Regions from separate parts of the Homo sapiens genome. Here region 2 is linked to region 1. Evidence: read pairs that join two places in POLR2A ChIA-PET (ENCODE). Cell type or tissue: MCF 10A. All regions are shown on one strand. Links, peaks and the distances in the headings refer to the core of each region. The heading gives the core; the rest is flanking DNA.

Region 1 (10,396 bases), core at 4,179-8,178:
CAGCCTGCTGAGTAGCTGAGATTACACGCACATGCCACCACACCCAGCTAATTTTTTTAATTTTTTTGTGGAGATGAAGTGTTGCTACGTTGCCCAAGCTGGTCTCGAACTCCTGGCCTCAACTGATCCTCCAGCCTCCAGCCTCCCAAAGTGCTGAGATTATAGGCATGAGCCACCGTGCCTGGCCTAGAATAACTTTAAACATCTTTAAACAACTTTAAATGCAGAAATCTAGGAACAATTTTATTACCTTTGTGTATTTTGGTTATTTTGACTTCTCTAATAAGCTATTATGATGTCTTTCTAAAATTACTATTTGATATGGAGAATTTTTTAAAGCATATGTTCTACTATCTCATTTGCTGGCAAAAGAGAAAGAAAGCAAAGCAAAGACAGATAGTAAATTACGGATTAAGGTTAAGTATCTCTAATGGTATGATGGGTTGTTCCAATGCATATTTTATTTATATTGTCTGCTATTACTGGGCTGTTGAAGTCAGCACTGTGTATTAAATTTCATTTCTTTATATGTTTACTATTACAATTCAAGTAATAGTCACTAATAAGAGTTACCAGCCATCATTTACAATAGATCAGGCACTATGTTAACATCTTTACATACATTATGTCCTTAAATCCCTGAAACAACCATTGAAGTAGACACCATCTGCATTCGTACTTTCTAGTATGGAAAACTAGCTGATTTGCACAAGGTTACACATCCAATAGGTAGAAGATTCCATACCACATTGGCAGTGTCACAGGATCCTTTGGGTGTTGCTTTGCCACCCTGAAACTTCTGTGGCAGGCAGCGCCTCTGCTTGGGTTTTGTTCATGCCCCCTGGACTCCTTCTGCCTACTCGGTCCAGCAGGCTCTGCTTGGCTGATGCTCCCGGCCCAGATCCCACGCCTGCCAAGGGCGGGTCAGGTGCAGAGCAGCAAGGGGTGTGAGAGCGAGTGAGCTGGGGATCTAGCCACTGCATACAACCAGGTGTGCTGGCTGAGGCAGGCTGGGCAGCTCAAGGTGCCAGCTCTGTGCGAGGCTGCGGCTGGACCAGACAACAAGCAGCTTCTGCTGCAGGCACCAGTGTCTGGACAAGGCTAACATGATGGTGCCCAAAAGCTCAGAGACACCAGGAACCACAGAGCCCCAAAGAGGGTGTTTCAGCAGGTAACATCCCTGGCTCAAGGAGGTCTGGGCTCCCAGAAGGGCCACAACTCTTCTCTCCTCATCGTCCACAACACGATGAGCAGGGAGGCATGTTTCAGCCCTGCTTGTGGTACAGCTCTTTCAGTCTGCCATTCGGGGGGTCCCAAGCTCTTGTCTCAGGTCCAGGAAGAATGAGGTTGGCAGACAACTGGAGGGTGAGCAAGGTGAAGAGGAGCTTTACTGGCAACAGAACAGCTCTCAGGAGACCTACAGTGGGTAGCCCCTTTCCACAAGCAGGTCCCACCAACGACTGTATGAGTCTGGCTCAGTCTGAGGTTTATAGGAGCTCAGAAGGGAGGAACTGCATGCTGATTGGTCCATGGGTGGCCATGGTTGGGCCTGGAAAAAGCACCTTGAGTTCTCACTCCTGGTCTTGGACTCCATCTGGAACCAGCATCCCAGCCCCCTCTCCTTCCCACCTAGGAAACTGTCTGCCTCCTGCCACCATAAACATGCCATCCACGACACCCAGGCTGTTCATGCTGAGCTTCCCCTAGCCCCCGGGCCTCCCTCTCAGAGTTCGTCAGTGCCTGAAGTTTCAGAGGGGGCTGAGAAGGCCAGGGGGGGATGATGTGTCACTGCGGCCCTGAGTGTGTGCACACCTGGCTAGGTCACGACAGCGCCCAGGCTCGGCTTCAACTTTGCTTCAAGATCAGAGTGGGCATCGGAAGCAGGGAGAGACAAGAGAGAGGGAGCAGGCTTTCTGAGCCTGACAGGGCAGGGAGGCTTCCTGGGCCCCCGAGAGTGCAGGGATACCTGGGTCTGGAGCCATGGCTGGGCAGCTGCGCCCGGGAGCACAGGGTTCCCGCCCCACCAACTCGGTAGGGGTCAGGGCTTCTGCCTGTTTCCAGCCCCCACTGGCTCCACTGAGCACACAGCCCTGGCCACGCCTCCCTCACTGCAACTGGCATCCCTGCGGCTGCTGCTGCAGTTGGGCCGCCACTGCCATCGGTAGCGATACAAACGACCTACCAACATATACGGCTGCTACTATGCTTATAGAAAGTGCCATTGGCCAGGCACGGTGGCTCATGCGTGTAACTCCAGCACTTTGGGAGACTGAGGCAGGCAGATCACTTGAGTACAGGAGTTCAAGACCAGCCTGGGCAGCATGGCAAAACACTGTCTCTACCAAAAATACAAAAATTAGCCAGGCATGGTGGTTGCACGCCTGTAGTCCCAGCTACTCAGGAGGCTGAGGTAGGTGGATCGCTTGAGCCCAGGAGGCAGAGGTTGCAGTGAGCCAAGATCATGCCACTGCACTCCAGGCTGGGCAACAGAGAGAGAGAGACCCTGTCTCAAAAAAAAAAAAAAAAAAAAAAAGCTTATCAGATATTAGTAATTATAGTTTTGATAGAATACTATGAAAGTATACTTATTTATAAAAAGTCATCTGCCACGACTGTATTTTTGTAGACTTTGTTTACAAACTTGCTGATATTTGGACTATATTGCTTGTATGTTATTTGATTAAACAGTTTCAGGTAGGTAAACTATACCTAGACTAGGAAAATTGCATCTTAGACCTAACTCTAATAAGTAATGTATTTTCCAACATCATTTTACTTTTGAACAGCTAAATTAAGTAGACCGCTAATATCTGGGACAAGGTACTAAAGAGAATCTCACCAATATTTAATACCCAACAATTAAATGGTGAAATAACCCTAACCTTGAATTCTCTCACAAGTTTAGGTTATGCCCTGAACATTACATTTATGCTATAATTTTGTTTCATTTTGGTTTAAAGAAAGAAATTCTAATGGACAATGCCTTATTGAGCAGCTGTGGTCAAATATTTATTAAAAAGGACGTATTGATTTGCAGATTAAAACTGACCACATATGAACTCTTCTTTTCCAGTGACATTCTTATTTAAGGTATTGATTAAAGACTTTTTATGCAGAAAGCATTTTTCTTGTCAGCTCAGTTATGCTGGCTTTTGTAATAAGCTAATTTGATTTCCTTTTTTAACCTTTGTTTGATTAGGGGAACAGACATTTGCATTAAAATTCAAGAGAGATGAAGTCTATCATCGATCTTGACTTCCTCATGGACCTCTTGTACTCAGCGAAAGATGATTTAGAGAATGTCAAGAATCTTGGAACAACCGTAATGAGAGAGAAAAAAAAATCACTTCAGACTTATATACCAGGAAGGGCTTATTTGACAGAAAGGGCAATTGCATTTGGTGGATATGTTTTAGAGAAATCAAATCCAGGAAGATTAATTTTGTTCTTAGGCCAAATCATTAAAATATCTATGGGATAAGCTGCCATTAATAAAGTACTTGCTAGTTAAACCAAAACATTTCAAAACATCCAAAGAGTTTAAGCAAAACATATACATTATTACTTGTCACAAAGGGATACTAAAAGTAAATTCTAGTATTTCTTTATAAACATGTTCCTAGTAAAACACTAACTTCAGACAGGTTTGGAATTTAATCCTCTATTGCTTTCTCTGAGAATTGTGGGGGTAAAACACTAATAGATTAGCCCAAGTCTTTCATGAGTGTACCCAGGATTAATCCTCTTTCACAATAGGACTCAAAGCTATTTGCAAATTTTTTTTTAATTAAAAAAAAAGTTTTTAGGCCAGGCACAGTGGCTCACGCTTTAATCCCAGCACTTTGGGAGGCCAAGGTGGGTGGATCATGAGGTCAGGAGTTTGAAACTAGCCTGGCCAACATGGTGAAACCTTGTCTCTGCTAAAAATACAAAAATCAGCTGGGCATGGTGGCGTGTGTCTGTAATCCCAGCTACTCGGAAGGCTGAGGCAGGAGAATTGCTTGAACCCGGGAGGTGGAGGTTGCCATGAGCCGAGATCAGGCCATTGCACTCCAGCCTGGGCGACAATAGCAAGACTCCGTCTCAAAAAAAAAAAAAGAAAATCGAGACAGAGTGTTGCTCTGTTGCCCAGGCTGGAGTGCAGTGGCATGAACAGAAGGCTCACTGCAGCCTCAACTTCCTGGGCTCAAACAATCCTCCTGCCTCATCTTCCCAAGTAACTGGGACCACAGGTGTGCACCACCACACCCAGCTAATTTTTAAAAAATGCTTTGTAGAGATGGGGTCTCACCACATTGCCCAGGCTGTATTTGCAAATCCTTATAGTTGACTTGGCCCCTGTAGCCTCTTCCTAGACAGAGACCAATGTATTTCTGTGCCCTCAATAGCTTAGGTCCATTGCTCATTCTCGTAATCTTTATTTGGATCTTTTCTGGAAGTGGAGGCTCCTTCCATTTTCCGAGGAGTTCCATTGGAACTGGAATTTTCATTTCAAGAGGAACTGAGAATCTACAATGAACCTCATGATGTATTAAATATTTAAGAGGACCCATGGAAAGTATATCAGATAGGTCCACCCACCTCTTCTGTTATAACTACTCAGATGTCAGGAGTTCGAGACCAGTCTGGTCAACATAGTGAAACCCCGTCTCCACTAAAAGTACAAAAAATTAGCAGGGTGTGGTGGTGTGTGCCTGTAATCCCAGCTACTCGGGAGGCTGAGGCAGGAAAATCACATAAACCCGGGAGGCGGAGGTTGCAGTGAGCCAAGATCGTGCCATTGCACTCCAGCCTAGGCAACCGTGCAAGACTCCGTCCCAAAAAAAAAAAAAAAGATAAAAGAAAGAAAAGAAAAGAAAAAAATGTAATTAAATCTGGAAGTAGAAGATATTTATCATTTGGCCTGAGAAGTCAATCTAGTGTTTTTTTTCTTCTGTAGATAATACTATAAAATTATATATTTAATAGATATTTCATATGTAAGGACAGCAAATAAAATGAGATGGTGCACATGTGAACATATTTCTATTTATTTATTTATTTTTGATACAGAGTCTCATTCTGTTGCCCAGGCTGGAGTGCAATGGCACCATCTCTGCTCACTGCAACCTCTGCCTCCTGGGTTCAAGTGACTCTCCTGCCTCAGTCTCCCAAGTAGCTGGGATTACAGGTGCCAGCCACCATGCCCAGATAATTTTTGTATTTTTACTACAGACAAGGTTTCACCATGTTGGCCAGGCTGGTCTCAAACTCCTGACCTCAGGTGATCTGCCTGCCTTGGGAAAATATTTTTAAATTAAGAAAAATAATACAACAGAAAATACTTTGAAATTCCATGAAGTGAGGCTCTTTTACAGGAAAGATGGCACTATTTTATTTCATGTCTAACTAACAATTGAGGAAAAATATTCCATTTACAGTAACAAGTTTCCATACTCTTAGTGGTACAGAAGCAGAATATCTATAAAACACGGCTGAGGAATTTAAGAGAAGTATTTTCCTATGTCCCATATGAGCAAAACATTTACTGTTCTTTCATGTCATGAATCCAAAAGTATCTATATTATGTTTTATAATGTGTTAAAATCTATATAATGTAATTCAAAATTCATCCAGAGGATAATATATTTATGTATTCCTCAGGCAATTTTAGTTGAGATATTCATTTGGACTTTAATTTTAAAAATCATGCTAAGCTTCTATCCGCCTTGTTTCTCCTGTTTCACGGCAGAGAAAATAGTTCTAGCACCTGGGAAATCCATCAGATTCATCCCAGTGGAGGCTTTGAGAGCAGACACATCATTTTTTCAGACTTCAGTTGCCCTTCAAATCCAGTAAACAGAATTCCTTGTCTCATAACACAAGGATTTTACATGAGTATTTTATGTGTAATTTATCAGAATAGCTGCCAAGACATTCAAATTTGTTTTAAAAAGACAGGAGCTTTGTAGCAGACAGGCTCGGGGTTTAAAACCCAGATTTTGCATGCTCTTCATTTTCACTGCGTTCTCTGAAGTTCAGTTTATTGGTCATTGCCACGTTATGAGTCTTGTCTCATCCGGTTCCTCAACGCTCAAAGCCAATAATAATTGCTAACTATGACTAATATCATGTGGAAGGTCGGAAAGTTCACTGCTAACCTTTGTTCCAGCTCAAAATGTTTTCAAGGTTAATAGATTGATTTTGAGCTGAGATAGGATGCATTTATAAAATGGAAGAAAATGAAAAATTTGGCATCAGATCATTTTAAATGATTCATTTGTTACATCTGGATTGTAGCCATGAAATTCATTTGATATATATCACATCGTTATAGTCTAACCTAGATGCTGGAAAATAAATTAATGATACATTTTAACATCAGACAATTTTACATACACACACTCACATATACTCCAGGATGAGAATTAGGGCATTATCACTTATTGATCACTCTAGCCAGGAATATGACATATGTAAAATAGAGCCTAGCCTCTTTCAAAGACTGAGACTTCTCTAAAATACAGCTAAGCTAAAACTATAGTTCTAAGAGCCTGGCTACTAATTGCGTCCTTTAATCTCCTTGCTTGAAACAGAGAGACATAAAATCTCAGACCTTGTCTGAGTTCTGTGCTTGGTAGACTTTGGGGAGCCCTGGTTCCAGTCTACAGAGGTCTTCTGTTTTGCTCACACCCTTGGTTGGACTTGAGGAGGACTCTAGCGTCCCAGAAAGATCGTTACTACCAGCTGTGTCCGGGTTCATTTTTGCAATGAGTTTCTGAGCTTGACTTTCCATTTCAGTTTAGTGATTGGGGAAATCCCTGGCCTCTGGTGCTGGCCTGGACTTACAGTTTGGTCCAGCATTGCCATAACCTGGCCCACCAGATAAAAGGCAGCATTTCCTTGGAGAGTCTTCTGGTGTCATAAGATGTGTGGTCCTTATTAAGGACAAGTCAGCAGGGCATGGTGGCTCACAGCTGCAATCCCAACACTTTGGGAGGCAGAGGCAGAAGAGTCACCTGAGGCCCAGAGTTTGAGACCAGCATGGGCAACAGAGTGAGACCCTGTGTCTATAAAAAAAATTTAAAAAATTAGCCAGGCATGGTGGTGCTTGCCTGTAGTCCCAGCTACTCAGGAGGCTGAGGCAGGAGGATTGCTTGAGCCCAGGAGGTTGAGGCTGCAGTGAACTGTGTTTGGGCCACTGCACTCCAGCCTGGATGCCAGAGCAAGACCCTGCCTCTAAGAGAGAAAAAAGAACAAGTCACCAAGGCCTGTCGTTTCTTCCTTTCAAACGTTCAATTCACCATTCCTTCATGGTCCATGATATCTAGATTATTAATTTTATGCTCTCGCTAGATTGCCTTTATTTTCAGGCTCTTCCTTCCCATTTCCTAATTAATCAGCCCAACAACGATCAATATATTAGCCTTCCTCCAAAAACATCCCCAGTGACTTTCCCTTATCTACAGAACTGCTCACAAGCCTCTGGGCATGGCTCCCAAGGTTTCCTGCCTGTTCTGTGGCATCCCTGTTCCTTGTCTTGCGTTGTCCCCTCTGTTCCCCGGGAGCAGACAGATCTGCCATCTGCCTTTCACTCAGCTCTCCCATCCTAATGGCATGGGCATGGGCCATCACTTCATATGAATCTCCGATCTTCACCTCTGTACAATGGTAGAAATAAAACCTTCTTTATTAGTTGTTGTGAGGATTAAACGCACGTGGCGGAAAGGTCCTAAGACAGTTTATGGCACATGGCAAGGGCTCAATGTGCTTGTAAGAGGTCTTCGTTTCTGGCCCACAGTTTTTAATGCTTTTGGAAGACCCTCTACCTTTCCTAATCCCACCCACTCTTTAAGTCCTTGTGAGATTCCATCTCCTTCTCAAAGACTGCTGTGATTAGGCTGAAAAAAATCTAAAAAGCAATTTAGTGTTTGATCACATCCTATATTTTATTATTTTCAAGTTTTTCAGGGGTGATGGTCTTGCCTTCTCAACCAGATTATAAACTCCAGAAGGACAAACTAAAACCTTAACCTCTGTCATGAAAATCTTGGTCCTTCATGACCTCACCTGCTCCCTGCATTCAGTCCTTGCCCTGAATATTTCTGGGGGGCTTCAGAATGTGTCTACAGGGTTCATTAATATTTCCCCTTTGGGTCAGGAATGGTAGCTCATTGCCTGTAATTCCAGTGCTTTGGGAGACCGAGGCAGAAGGATCACTTGAGGCCAAGAGTTCGAGACCAGCCTGGGCAACATGGTGAGACTCCCATCTCTACAAAAAATACAAAAATTAGCCAGGTGTGGTGGTGCATGCCTGTAGTCCCAACTATGTGGGAGGCCGAGGCAGGAGAATCCCTTGAGCCCAGGAGTTACAGGCTGCAGTGAGCTATGATCATGCCACTGCTCTCCAGCCTGGCACACAGAGTGAGACCCTGTCTCTAGAATATATATATTTCCCTTTTGCAGTATCAGCCCCTGCTGAGCACTGCTATGCCTGCTGAAAACAGCCTCACCTGCAGTTCCCATACACTGCTTGAGGCATTTCCACTTGGCACTGTCACCCACATCAAGTCTGCTCAGCGCACCTGCTGCTCTGCCTGAAGGCTGTCATGACCACTGCTCGTCATCTCATTGGATGGGGCCCTCAAGTCCTGTTTCTTGTGTCTCCGATGTCTTATGAGAGCTTTTAGGAAAACAGTCCTTATTTAGGGAAACATTGTTCCTAAAATAGGACTTCATTGGAAGACAGCCAGGAAAAGAATCAGAGGGATACAAAAATAAAATAAAATAAAATATTAAAAAATTTACAAAAGAAAGAATCAGAGAGACAGATTCCAAATCACCTCATTCAACCTGTAGGCAAGGTTTGATTGCTGGGTTAAGTCTGCAAACCTGGTTGCCTCTTTCTTTTTGACTGGGTTTGCTTCTAGGCACCTCACTGCCTCAAGCAAGTAGACATCTAATGAGCTTCAGACCAGTGCAGCAGCCACACCTCATTTCCAGTGCCAGCATCCGCTTATCTGCAAGTTGGATCCCGGCTTCACATTCTTGAACCCATCATGGTGCCTGGCTCTCTGCTGGGCTCACACATAAAAACTAGGCAAAGACCAATAGACCAACAATCTTAATCCAATAGCAGACATCAAGGTAATTCTGGGCATTAGGTTCAGTTTGGGCCACGGAGTTTTATTTTTAAAATTCCTGTTCTAGGCCAGGCACAGTAGTAGCTCACACCTGTAATCTCAGCACTTTGGGAGACTGAGGCGGGCAGATTGCTTGAGCTCAGGAGTTCAAGATCAACCAGGGCAACATGATGAAACCCAATCTCTACAAAAAAATACAAAAATTAGCTGGGCATAGTGGTGTGTGCCTGTAGTTCCAGCTACTCAGGAGACTGAAGCAGCAGGATTGCTGGAGGCTGAGAAGTTGAGGCTGCAGTGAACCATGATTGTGCCACTGTACTCCAGCCTGGCTGACAGAGTGAGACACTGTGTCAAAAAAAAAAAAGAAAAGAAAAATTGAAGCAGTAATTAAAAAAAACCTTCCAATCAAAGTAAGTCCTGGAATTATCAGGGTACAGTGGCTCACACCTGTAATCTCAGCACCTTGGAAGGCTGAGGTGGGAGGATGCCTTATGGTCAGGAGTTCAAGACAAGCCCTGGCAACACAGTGAGACGCCATCTCTACAAAAAAAAAAAAAAAAGGTAAAAAATTAGCCAGGCATGATAGTGCACACCTGTTATCCCAGCTACTCAGGAGACTGAGGTGGAAGGATCACTTGAGCCCAGGAACTTGAGGCTGCAGTGAGCTATGATTGTGCCACTGCAGCCTGGATGACAGAATGAGGCTCTGTTTCAAAAATAAAAATAAAAAATAGAAAATAAATAAAATTTCTTCTCTGAAATTGTTTTTCTCCTCTGTCTCTGTTATAAAAGTGAAACTAAAAAGAAAATAAAGTCTGTTACTTAAAACATACATATAGGGGAATTTATCGCACATCTAAGTTCAAACAACCAGGTTGAAGAATAATAAGCTTTGCAAAAACATCTGTTTGGAAAAGAACTGATTTTGCATATTGCACTTTAGATAGCGAAGACCAAAATGTTTCCAAACCCTGGAAGGTGGAGGCCACATTAAAGAAACTTGCTCAGCCTCCACCTTCTAGGGTTTAGAAGCATTTTGGTCTTCGCTATCTAAGGTAGAGGCCACATTAAAGAAAGTTGTTCAGGGCTGGGCGTGGTGACTCACGCATGTAATCCCAGCACTTTGGGAGGCTGAGGCAGGTGGATCACTTGAGGTCAGGAGTTCAAGACCAGCCAGGCCAACATGGTGAAACCTTGTCTCTACTAAAAATACAAAAATTAGCTGGGCATGGTCGTGGGCGCCTGTAATCCCAGCTACTCGGGAGGCTGAGGCA
Region 2 (10,396 bases), core at 4,204-8,203, 97 kb before region 1:
GTAATCCCAGCTACTTGAGAGGCTGAGGCAGGAGAATCACTTGAACCTGGGAGGTGGAGGTTGTGGTGAGCCAAGATCATGTCACTGCACTTCAGCCTGGGTGACAGAGTGAGACTCCATATCAAAAAAAAAAAAAAAAAAAAGAAAAGAAAAGAAAAAAGAAACATACCGAATATGTAAAAGCTCCCAATTTTAGCTCAGTGGTTACTTGGCAGATATCAACCCAATGACCACAACCAAGGAGGATTGATTGATTGATTGATTATTTTAGATTCAGGAGGTACATATATTTGTTTGTTACATGGGTATATTACATACCAGTGGGGATTGGGCTTCCAGTGTCCCCAATATACCAGTAGTGAACATTGTACCCAACAGGTAAGTGCTCAACCCTTGTCCTTCTTCCATCCTCTCTGCTTTTGGAGCCCCCAGTGTCTATTATTTCCATCTTTATGATCATTCGTACCCATTGTTTAGTTCCCACTTATAAGTGAGAACACGCGGTATTTGGTTTTCTGTTTTTCAGTTAGTTCACTCAGGATGATGGCCTCCAGCTCCATCCACATTGCCGCAAGAATGGTATATATAAACCATGGAATACTACACAACCATAAAAAGAATGAAATCATTATTTTCATTAGTATTCCATGGTGTATATAGACCACATTTTCTTTATCCAGTCAACCACTGATGGGCACTCAGCTTGGTTCCGTGACTTTGCTATTGTGAATAGTGCTGCAATAAATAGGTATATTATTTATATGGTCTCTTTTCCTTTGGGTAGATACCCACTCATGCACTCATAGGATTGCTGGGTTGAGTAGAAGTTCTATTTTTAGTTCTTTGAAAACTCTCCATACTGTTTATCACAGAGTTGAGCTAATTTACATCCTCACCAACAAAGCGTAAGTGTTCCCTTCTCTCCACATCCATGCCAACATCTGCACAACCAAGGAGGATTTAGCAAGAGGATTTTATTCCTTGCAACTAGTAACAAGAACACCTGGGATAACTCCCAAAGCAGTGCCTCCTCGAGCTGGGGGCTAGGTCCGGTTTTATAAGGATAGGGTAATAAGGTGTGATCTGATTGGATTTCACAATGAAGTGATGTCAAAAGCCACGATCTGACTAGATCCTGCCATGAGGTGATGCCAGGGCTCGATCTGATTGGATCCTGATCCTGCCCTGCAGTGTCCGCTTCTTATTTCAGTCCCCACTCCTCAGTCCAAGCACTTAGGTTCCCCTGTGGTTGCATGCCTTGGCTCATCAGGGCATGCTCATGATCTTCAACCTGGGAGTCCCGGGCAACTGAAAAACAAATCACAACTTTGTTACATAAAAGTTGAACCAGATTGGTCTGGTGCAGCTACAGCACTGGCAATAGTGGAGCCATGGGCTGTGTGTCAGCTGGCAGATGAGCTGGCAGATGATCTGGAAATTAAGGTGGCTGTTTTGCCATCCCGTCTCTTTGAGCTGGTGGAGCCTCTAAGCTGGGACTCTGAGCAGAATCTAGAAATGACTGGTTATCTCCTGTTCACTGATACTCGTCGACTGGAAAATATTACTGGGTACTGAACTGGCACAACTCTGCCTTGAAATGACTCAACCTGCATGAGTGGGGTGAGTCATCGCCCTCTGCCACCTTACAGCACAGGCCCCACGTGTTGGTTTTTATTACCCTGCATAAGGTCCAGGCCTCATTCAAGTAGGACTCCAAGGCTGCCTGTCCTCACTTCCTCCATTAGGAAAGAGGTGACGAAGGTGGATAACAATTTTACCACCTGGGGATGTGGATTTCTGCCTTCTATTCGTCATTCCTGACATAGGTTTGGCAAGTCTGTGGGTGCCTTTGCTCCTTGCTCGCAGCTAGAACTGAGAATCCTAACAGCCAGAGAGGTTATTATTTTTCTTATGTTGTCACTAGATTCCAGCTCTGAAATTGCAGGTAATTATCTCTCAATGACCAGCATGCCATCTTTCTCCTCTCTATTTTACACCCAAGCAGGCAGGATGGTTGCTGTATGGTGCATTTTTATTTAATTAGCTAAAAGGCTTGGATCTGCTTCTGTTACCCATAAATTAATGCCCATTGCAGCATGCCATGTTTATTAGTCATGGTGTGGGATTAGATGTCAAGAACAAGAGCTTCATCTTCATCACTGGGCATTGTCCTGTCCAAAGAAAGCAAATGGTTGAAGAGACCAAAAACAATCTGGAAATCCTGTAAGTAGCATCACATAAGCAAAGCAAAGTAGGCTTTGGCAAAGGGAACACATTCAGTCCCCTGCTAAGAAGAGCCACTGCTGAGCTGAAAGCCCCCATAGCTCTGTTAAAAGTGAGTTAAGGATCTAGAACCAGAAATACCATTTGACCCAGAAATCCTATCACTGGGTATATACCCAAAGGATTATAAATCATTCTACTGTAAAGATACATGCACACTTATGTTTACTGCAGCACTGTTCACAATAACAAAGACTTGGAACCAACCTAAATGTCCATCAATCATAGACTGGATAAATAAAATGTGGCACACATACACCATGGAATAATGGACAGCCATAAAAAAGAATGAGTTCATGTCCTTTGCAGGGACATGGATGAAGCTGGAAAGCATCATTCTCAGCAAACTAACACAGGAACAGAAAACCAAACACCGCATGTTCTCACTCATAAGTGGAAGCTGAACAACGAGAACACATGGACACAGGAAGGGGAACATCACACACTGGGGCCTGTTGGGGGGTGGGAGGCTAGGGGAGGGACAGCATTAGGAGAAATGCCTAATGTAGATGACATTGATGGCTTCAGCAAACCACCATGGCAAGTGTATACCTATGTAACAAACCTGCATGTTCTGCACATGTACCCCAGAACTTAAAGTATTTTTTTAAAAAAGTGAGTTAGGGCACTATAGGAACTGGGCAGGACACACAGCCCAGCCTGGTGGAGTGAACCATGAAGGTGATCCTTGAGTTGAAGCCCAAGATTTAGTAAGAGTTGGCCAGGTGGAGGGTGTGAGCCTACCATTCAGAGGGAGTAGACACATGAACACAGGAGAGAGAAACTGCAGGTGGCGCAGTAGAACTGCAGAGGGGAGAAAGGCACCCTGGGTTCTAGAGGGCAAGGCAGCACTGGATCAGGAAGGTCTTACATGATCTGCATGAAGGATTTTAAGCAGCAGAGCAGCATGATCAGAAGTGCAGTTTCTAAAACTTATGCTGGTGGAAGAGAGGAAGAAGGCAAGAGTGAAAGTAGAGAACCCAGTAAGGAAGCCAGGAAAGAAATGCGGACAGTGGCTGGGCTCTGTGTCTCATGCCTATAATCTCAGCGCTTTGGGAGGTGGAGGCAGGAGGATTGCTTGAGCCCAGGAGTTTGAGACCATCCTGGGCAACATACCAAGACCTCATCTCTACAAAAAATAAAATAAAGAAATAGCTGAACTGGTGGCACATGCCTGTGGTCCTAGCTACTAGGGAGGCTGAGGTGGGAGGATTGCTTTGAGGCTGCAGTAAGCTGTGATTGTGCCACTGCACTTCATCCTAGGCAACAGAGTGAGATGCTTGCTTAAATAAAAAAAAAAAAAGAAGAAATGTGGATAATTAGAAACCTAGGCAGTGGTGGTAACAATGGAAAGAGACAGAGCAGACAGATGTGGGGGACAGTGTGGGGCAGGGGATGTACTGGTCTTTGAGGTTGGTCATCTGGGAGAACATCAGAGCCACTCACTGCAACCAGACACCCAGGAAGGGGAGCAGGTCGGCAGAAGAGGGCACGGGAAAGAAAGATGGAATGATGGCATGTTTCATTTAACCCAGGTTGAACTTGAAGCCTTCCTGTCATATACAGTGTGCACCCATGTGGACTAGTCGCACATGTTCAGGTAACTGTAACATCCTCTGTGCCCCATTGTGACCCTTTCTGCCACCCCTACTGGGGACACAGAAGGAGAAACTGTAGTTAAGTGCAGTGTGAGACTGGGGAAACTGATCAGCTGTGATCTAAAGCAGGGATCCTCAACCCCCCGGGCCATGACAGGTACCAGTCTGTAGCCTGTTAGGAACTAGACCAAACAGAAGAAGATGAGGGGTGGGCAAGCAAGGGAAGCTGAGCTCTGCCTCCTGTCAGATCAGTGATGGCATTAGATTCTCACAGGAGTGCGAACCCTATTGTGAACCGTGCACACGATGGATCTAGGTTGCATGGCCCCTTACGAAAATGTAATGATAGACCAGGCACGGTGGCTCATGCCTGTAATCCCAGCACTTTGGGAGGCCGAGGCAGGTGGATCACAAGGTAAAGAGATCGAGACCATCCTGGCCAACATGGTGAGACCCCATCTCTACTAAAAATACAAAAATTAGCTGGGCTTGGTGGCGTGCGCCTGTAGTCCCAGCTACTTGGGAGGCTGAGGCAGGAGAATCGCTTGAACCCAGGAAACGAAGGTTGCAGTGAGCCGAGATCACGCTACTGCACTCCAGCCTGGTGACAAAGCGAGACTCCGTCTCAAAAAAAAAAAAAGAAAGAAAGTATAATGATAAATGAAATGTGCTTGAATCATCCCAATACCATTTCCTGTCCCTCTCTGTGGAAAAATTGTCTTCCACAAAACTGGTCCCTGGTGCCCAAAAGTTTGGGGACTGCTGATCTAAAGCATTCTCTGAATTCACATCAACACTCACAAAACGCATTTGTGCTCATAGAAATGTTATATGGTTCATGAGAAGAAAAAGATAACAATCTTTTAACTCCAATTTAAAGGACTGTAATCAATTTTTTAAAGGTCTATGAAGGAAAAGCTATAGCCCCATTATAAATTCTGAAAAGAGCCAACTGGTCATGATCCGTTTTGCTACTGAGTAAAAGTATCAAGATTCAGGTAGTTAAGCAATAACAATGAAGAATGCCTACTCTGTGAAAAGGCACCGGGAGATACAGAGATATCCATGACGGCTCACATCCTCAAAGTATTTGTCATTTTAAAGGGCATTCAGGAACAGCAATAGCTATAACTAAAGGTATCTATTTCATAAATAGTGTTAGCTAACTATCGTCAATACGCCAGGGTGAGGAAGACTAATTCTTATTTATTTATAGAAAGATAGGATCTCGCTATGTTGCCCAGACTGGTCTTGAAAGCCTGGCCTCAAGCAATCCTCCTGCCTCGGCCTCCCAAAATGCTGAGAGTAAAGGAGTGAGCTGCCACATCTGGCCTGGGGAGATTAGTTTTGATTGGGTTGTGAGAAACCATGAGTGGCTTCACGGGCCTAAAGTCATGTTAGCCTAGGATGCTCTATGAATCCCCCAAGACCTGGCCTTGGAGGACAAGTAGGATTTCACCTAAATTCCACATGGGGTTTTCTTGCCATCATGAGATAAGAAGGTCACAGTCAAGTCTCAAGCATACACAGCATGTCAAACCATATGAAACAGCCATTTTTATAGGTAAAAGATGGTTGAATATTGAACAATTTCATAGAGTTCAATCTAATAATCCAGCTTTATCTGAATTTAGAATTCCTAATATGAGCTGGGGCTCCTATAACCTCCTGCAGAGGCTTGGCTTGTGGTCACCATAAGCATCTTCACATCAGCTGCTGAAGGAGCAACATTCCACAGAGCCCACTCTTTTCCCAGACCAAGTTTACATGGTTTGAAAACTAGACATTTTGCGCAATGCATTGGTGCTGTCTGCCTCCCTCCCGGGGCTCCCAGTCTGTGAACATTAAAAGAAAATCAATAGGATTAGGTCATGTTTTTGATGGCACGTGCACCTGACAGGCCTCGCATCTTAAATTCTCGCTAAAATAAAAGCTCTTAACCCTCTGCAGCTTCTGGGGGATCCACATTAACTTCTCATTCAACCTTTCCTGGAGTAGATTAATCACAAGAGCCGCACCATTATCCCAGCCCTACTTTGCTGAAACTCGCCCAGTGTTGGAAAACTCAGTTTGAACCCAGTCCTGCACCCCAAAGGAGAATCCTCTAAGGCTGGGCTGAGTCAGTCTTTTTGAAGTACACATGCTCTTTGGAGCTGACTGATTGCTGGCACTGTCAAGTGATGAGGATGTCATGATTCCCCGAAGCTGGGGTCATGAACCCAGAGCATATTTTAAAAATGAATTAGAAAACCATTTCAACATCCATGTGGACGTGAGGAGAAAAATTTGTTGATAAATAATTTAAGTGGTCACATGTTGGCCCTGCCCCAGGACTGTGGACACAACCACAGCATGAGGATGGGATTATTGTGCACAGTATATTAAAATTCACCCCACAGATGGCTTTCTATTTTTAAGGAAGAGCCTTATTCCAGAGTTAGAAAGAAGAATGCTTTGGAAACCCAAAGATCCCACAAGCATTTTCAGACGTTACTTCATTGACCTCTGCAGCCATTCAGGGGAATGGCTGTAGTTGGAGACGTTTGAATGCTCCGGCAGAGGGTGGAGGTGGCCGAGGCCTCACCCCTGCATTGGCAGATACATGCCTTGCAGAGGATGACACACACTCCATGACCACTTTAGAGAAAAGACTGCCTCAGCAGCTTGGCATGGGATCGCCAGCTTCTTTCCTTCTGTCCCCACACTGCCAAGTGTGGGCAGAAGAGAAAAAGAAAAATACTTACTAGAGCCGACTCAGCAATCAGAGAGTTTGGTGGTGTGGAAGTGCTGAGAAGTCCCTGGGACCCCATCAAAAAGAAAGCACCCTGGGTGGGCTGGCTAGAGCATTTGGAGGGAATTCCAAGCCCTCGGTCATCATTTCAACTAGATCAGCCCCAATCACATCTTCCTAAACTGTAATCCAACTTCCTCCCTCTCCTCAAGAGGAGAGAGCCCCAAGGGGGTGAAGGGACCTTTCTAAGGGCACAAAGTGAAACAGTAGAAAGCCAGATCTCTGGGTTCCAAAAACCTGGGGAGGGAAAATTGAGCTAGCAGGAGAAAGGAGAGAACCAGAGAAAAAAGAGAAGATGAAAGAAAAAAGTGCAGAAAGTGAAAATAAAGAGTTGCAAGTGTAGGATACTTTTGTGTCCCCACCCTCATGCACTTCCATGTGGCCTGACTGGCCACCAGGTGGGGACTTGCATCTTGGAAGGTGCCTTAAGGAGAGGCCTAAAATTTGGTCACTGCTCTTGTAGAAAGGGAAATCTCGGGAACTGAGGACCACACGTGCCCCAGGCACTGTGCACACGTGGTCTTTTTCAATGAAACTCAGGCCACGCGGTGGCTCACGCCTGTAATCCCAGCACTTTGGGAGGCCTAGGCAGGTGGATCACTTGAGGTCAGGAGTTCCAGACCGTCCTGGCTAACATGGTGAAACCCTGTGTCTACTAAAAATACAAAAAAATTAGCCGGGCGTGGTGGTGGGCACCTGTAGTCGCAGCTACCTGGGAGGCTGAGGTAGGAGAATGGCGTGAACCTGGGAGGCGGAGCTTGCAGTGAGCTCAGATCGCGCCACTGCACTCGAGCCTGGGCGACAGAGAGAGACTCCATCTCAAAAAAAAAAAAAATATATATATATATATATACAAAAATTAGCTGGGCTTGGTGGTACATGCCTGAATCCCAGCTACTTGGGAGGCTGAGGCACCAGAATCATTTGAACCTGGGAGGCGGAAGCTGCAGTGAACGGAGATCATGTGATTGCACTCCAGCCTGGGCAACAGCACGAGAATCTGTCAGAAGGAAGGGGAAGGAAGGGAAAGGAGAGGAAAGAAAGGGAAAGGGAGGAAAGGGAGGGGAAGAGGGTGGAGGGGAGAGGAGTGGGAAAGGAGGGGAGGGGAGGATGGGAGGGGAGGGGAGGGGAGAGGGAGGGGGGAAGGGAAGTGGGTGGGTGAGGAGAGGGAAGGGAAGAAGGGGGAAGGAAAGAAGGGGAAGGGGAGGGGAGGGGAGGGGGGAAGGGAGGGGAGGGGGCGGGGGGGAGGGGAGGGGCGGGGAGAGAACGCAAGGGAAGGGAAGGGAAGGGAAGGGAAGGGAAGGGAAGGGAAGGGAAGGGAAGGGAAGGGAATCAGTCCCTATTTTGTAAACAACTGAACTGCTGCTGCCATGTACTGGGTTTTTGAGGCAGAGACCCCCTCCCCTCCCAACGCTCATGCTCCCCTGCATTGTAAGCGCCCAGGATTCCTGCCCGCCAGTGCAGGGAGCACAGTGGAAGGGTTGTGGAGCAAAGCGGAGGATGTCTGCGTCCAGGTCCACGTGGTGTTATTATTTCTTTTTGTGATTCTAAACAAGAATCTTCCATTTAGCTTAAAACAACCAAATAAGGCAGCTGAGAGGAAGGTAACATTATCTTTTTCAGTATCTTAACCCTAAATGTCCATTTATTTCCCTGGAATAGAGTGTGGATTTTTGGATTTGTTTTTAGCAGGGAAGGGGAAAACATGGGGGTAATGTTGTTTTGTTTTCTTTCTCTCTCTCTCTCTTTTTTTTTTTTTCAGACGGAGTCTCACTCTTTCATCCAGGCTGGAGTGGTGCAGTGGCGTGATCTCAGCTCCACCTCCCAGGTTCAAGTGATCCTTCCACCTCGGCCTCCTGAGTAGCTGGATTTACAGGCACCATGTCCTGCTAATATTTTTTGTATTTTTAGCAGAGATGAGGTTTCACCATGTTGGTCAGGCTGGTCTCGAACTCCTTACCTCAAGTGATCTGCCCACCCCAGCCTCCCAAAGTGCTGGGATTACAGGCATGAGCCACCACACCTGGCCACGTTGTTTTGTTTTCAATTGAGCTGTGGATGGTAAAGATTTCCTGGACTTACTGAACTTGAGGGAATGCGCAGCACTGTCTAAAAGCCTGTGCCTGATTCAGAGGCACTAAAAGAGGCTGTGGGTGATGGGGTGGCATCAGCTAGTGGGGTGGGGTGGCAGAGGGCACGTGGCACCAGTCCCCAGCAGAACCTCCCATATCCTGCTGCTGCCCGCCTCCTCTGGGGCCACAGACGGTATTTCTCCTGCGGGTAGGTGAGTAAAATGTATGGTTTAGAAATGAGGATGAATAGCAAAGAGAAAGTCCTTGAGCATCTAGCTGAGGGTGGCTGCCAGGGGTGAGGGTGTGGGAGATGGGCATCATGGTTAAGAGGAACCCTGAAATAAAACATGCCGTCTTGCTTTGCTTGCTAATTATTTCTCCTCTGTGACTCCCAAACTAGTATGTTGTCCCTGAGGTCAAGAGTCATCCGACTGATGCTTGAGCCCAGGAGTTTGAGGCTGCAGTGAGCTATGATTGCACCACTACCACCACACTGCAGCCTGGATAACAGAGCTGAGACCTCATCTCTAATAAATAAGTAAATATTTTTTTAAAAAATTATTTTAAAGAGTCATCTGATTGACAGTCCTCTTTTCTGGAGCTGCAAAGGGCAGGCCCAGGCAGCCCATCTTCCCCCAGAGTGAGCATAAGTTTACAGAGATCTGGGTGTAGCTTAAGAGCCCAGAGAACAAGAGACAACTTGAAAGTCTTTAAGTCCCTGGCAGGCAGGAAATGTGAGCTTATCTTCTATTCCTCATGCGGCCTGGGCAGAACAGACACACACACAGGATGTGACCAACACAGATCTATGCACTCGTTTTTGGGAACGGCTGAGCAGAAGAGCCATGTTTCCCGGAAGCCTGCTTTCAGCCCAGAGAAAACTCCAGAAGGGTCAGCTACACCCTACTCTCCTCTGGCTTGAGAAGGACTGGCTGACCCACCTCTTGCCCCGACTATGAATTCTGAACCGACTTCCTAAGAATATCTCAGATCTCAAGAGAGAAGTAGGGCACGGGCGAAGTCGGAAGCATGACCACATTCTCCTTTCATAGAAATGAGCAGGAAATGGAGGCAGGGACACAGCTTTTGGAAATAGGTCAAGCAGAGGGAATGGCTTGGAAAATCACCTTCCATTTGCCTTCAGAGGCTATTAAACATGAAAGGAAATTCCCAAAGCAAGAAGTGAGATATCCGCGCCTGTCAATCTCAACAAATACCCTAGATACTCAGCACTCTGTAGTGATTCCAGGGGTGATGGGCCCTGGCCAAGGGCAGGGGAAGAGAGAAACCACCCCTCACAATTCCTCTGTTCGTAGCATTACAGGCTTAAGGTCTGATTTCATTGTTAAATCCACACTCACAAGGTGACACACTCTATTTGAGCATTATTATTCATATCATACAAGTAACTTAGTAGGCATTCCCTGAATCTTCCTGGTGCTTTAAAAACAATGCCCACTAGTTTACACACTTTCTAGGAATGTATAAAAGAAGACATGTCTGCTGATCAGCCGACCTCATGGCCTGTGGCGTTTAGCACGAAGCACCCCTCTCTGGCCCTGGAGAGGGCTTTCATTTTTGTGCCTCCCAAACTTGGCCATTCCTTTTTGGCATTGTCTTCTGCTCTGGTTACCGGGCAGTGTGACTATTAA

The links. Peaks named below come from ENCODE experiments on the same cell type or tissue, not always from the same donor. Only the 100,000 strongest peaks of a DNase experiment are listed, where the experiment ranks them.
Region 2: POLR2A ChIA-PET joins it to region 1 with 5 read pairs; 5 of 35 experiments call an interaction of 5 or more read pairs at or near these places.

The regions. Positions count from the first base shown.
Region 1 is chr10:33,028,467-33,038,862 of GRCh38, reverse strand. All of the region lies in intron 2 of ITGB1-DT (ITGB1 divergent transcript), which reads right to left. It also overlaps the pseudogene RN7SL847P. Among named protein-coding and RNA genes, the nearest start is that of ITGB1-DT, 51 kb to the right of the region's middle. In MCF 10A, for the core only: no CTCF peak of the experiment used is centred there; a DNase peak (open chromatin) is centred at 6,092.
Region 2 is chr10:33,125,480-33,135,875 of GRCh38, reverse strand. No RefSeq gene overlaps it. Among named protein-coding and RNA genes, the nearest start is that of IATPR, 14 kb to the right of the region's middle. RefSeq lists an enhancer at 910-2,109. In MCF 10A, for the core only: no CTCF peak of the experiment used is centred there; DNase peaks (open chromatin) are centred at 6,075 and 6,475.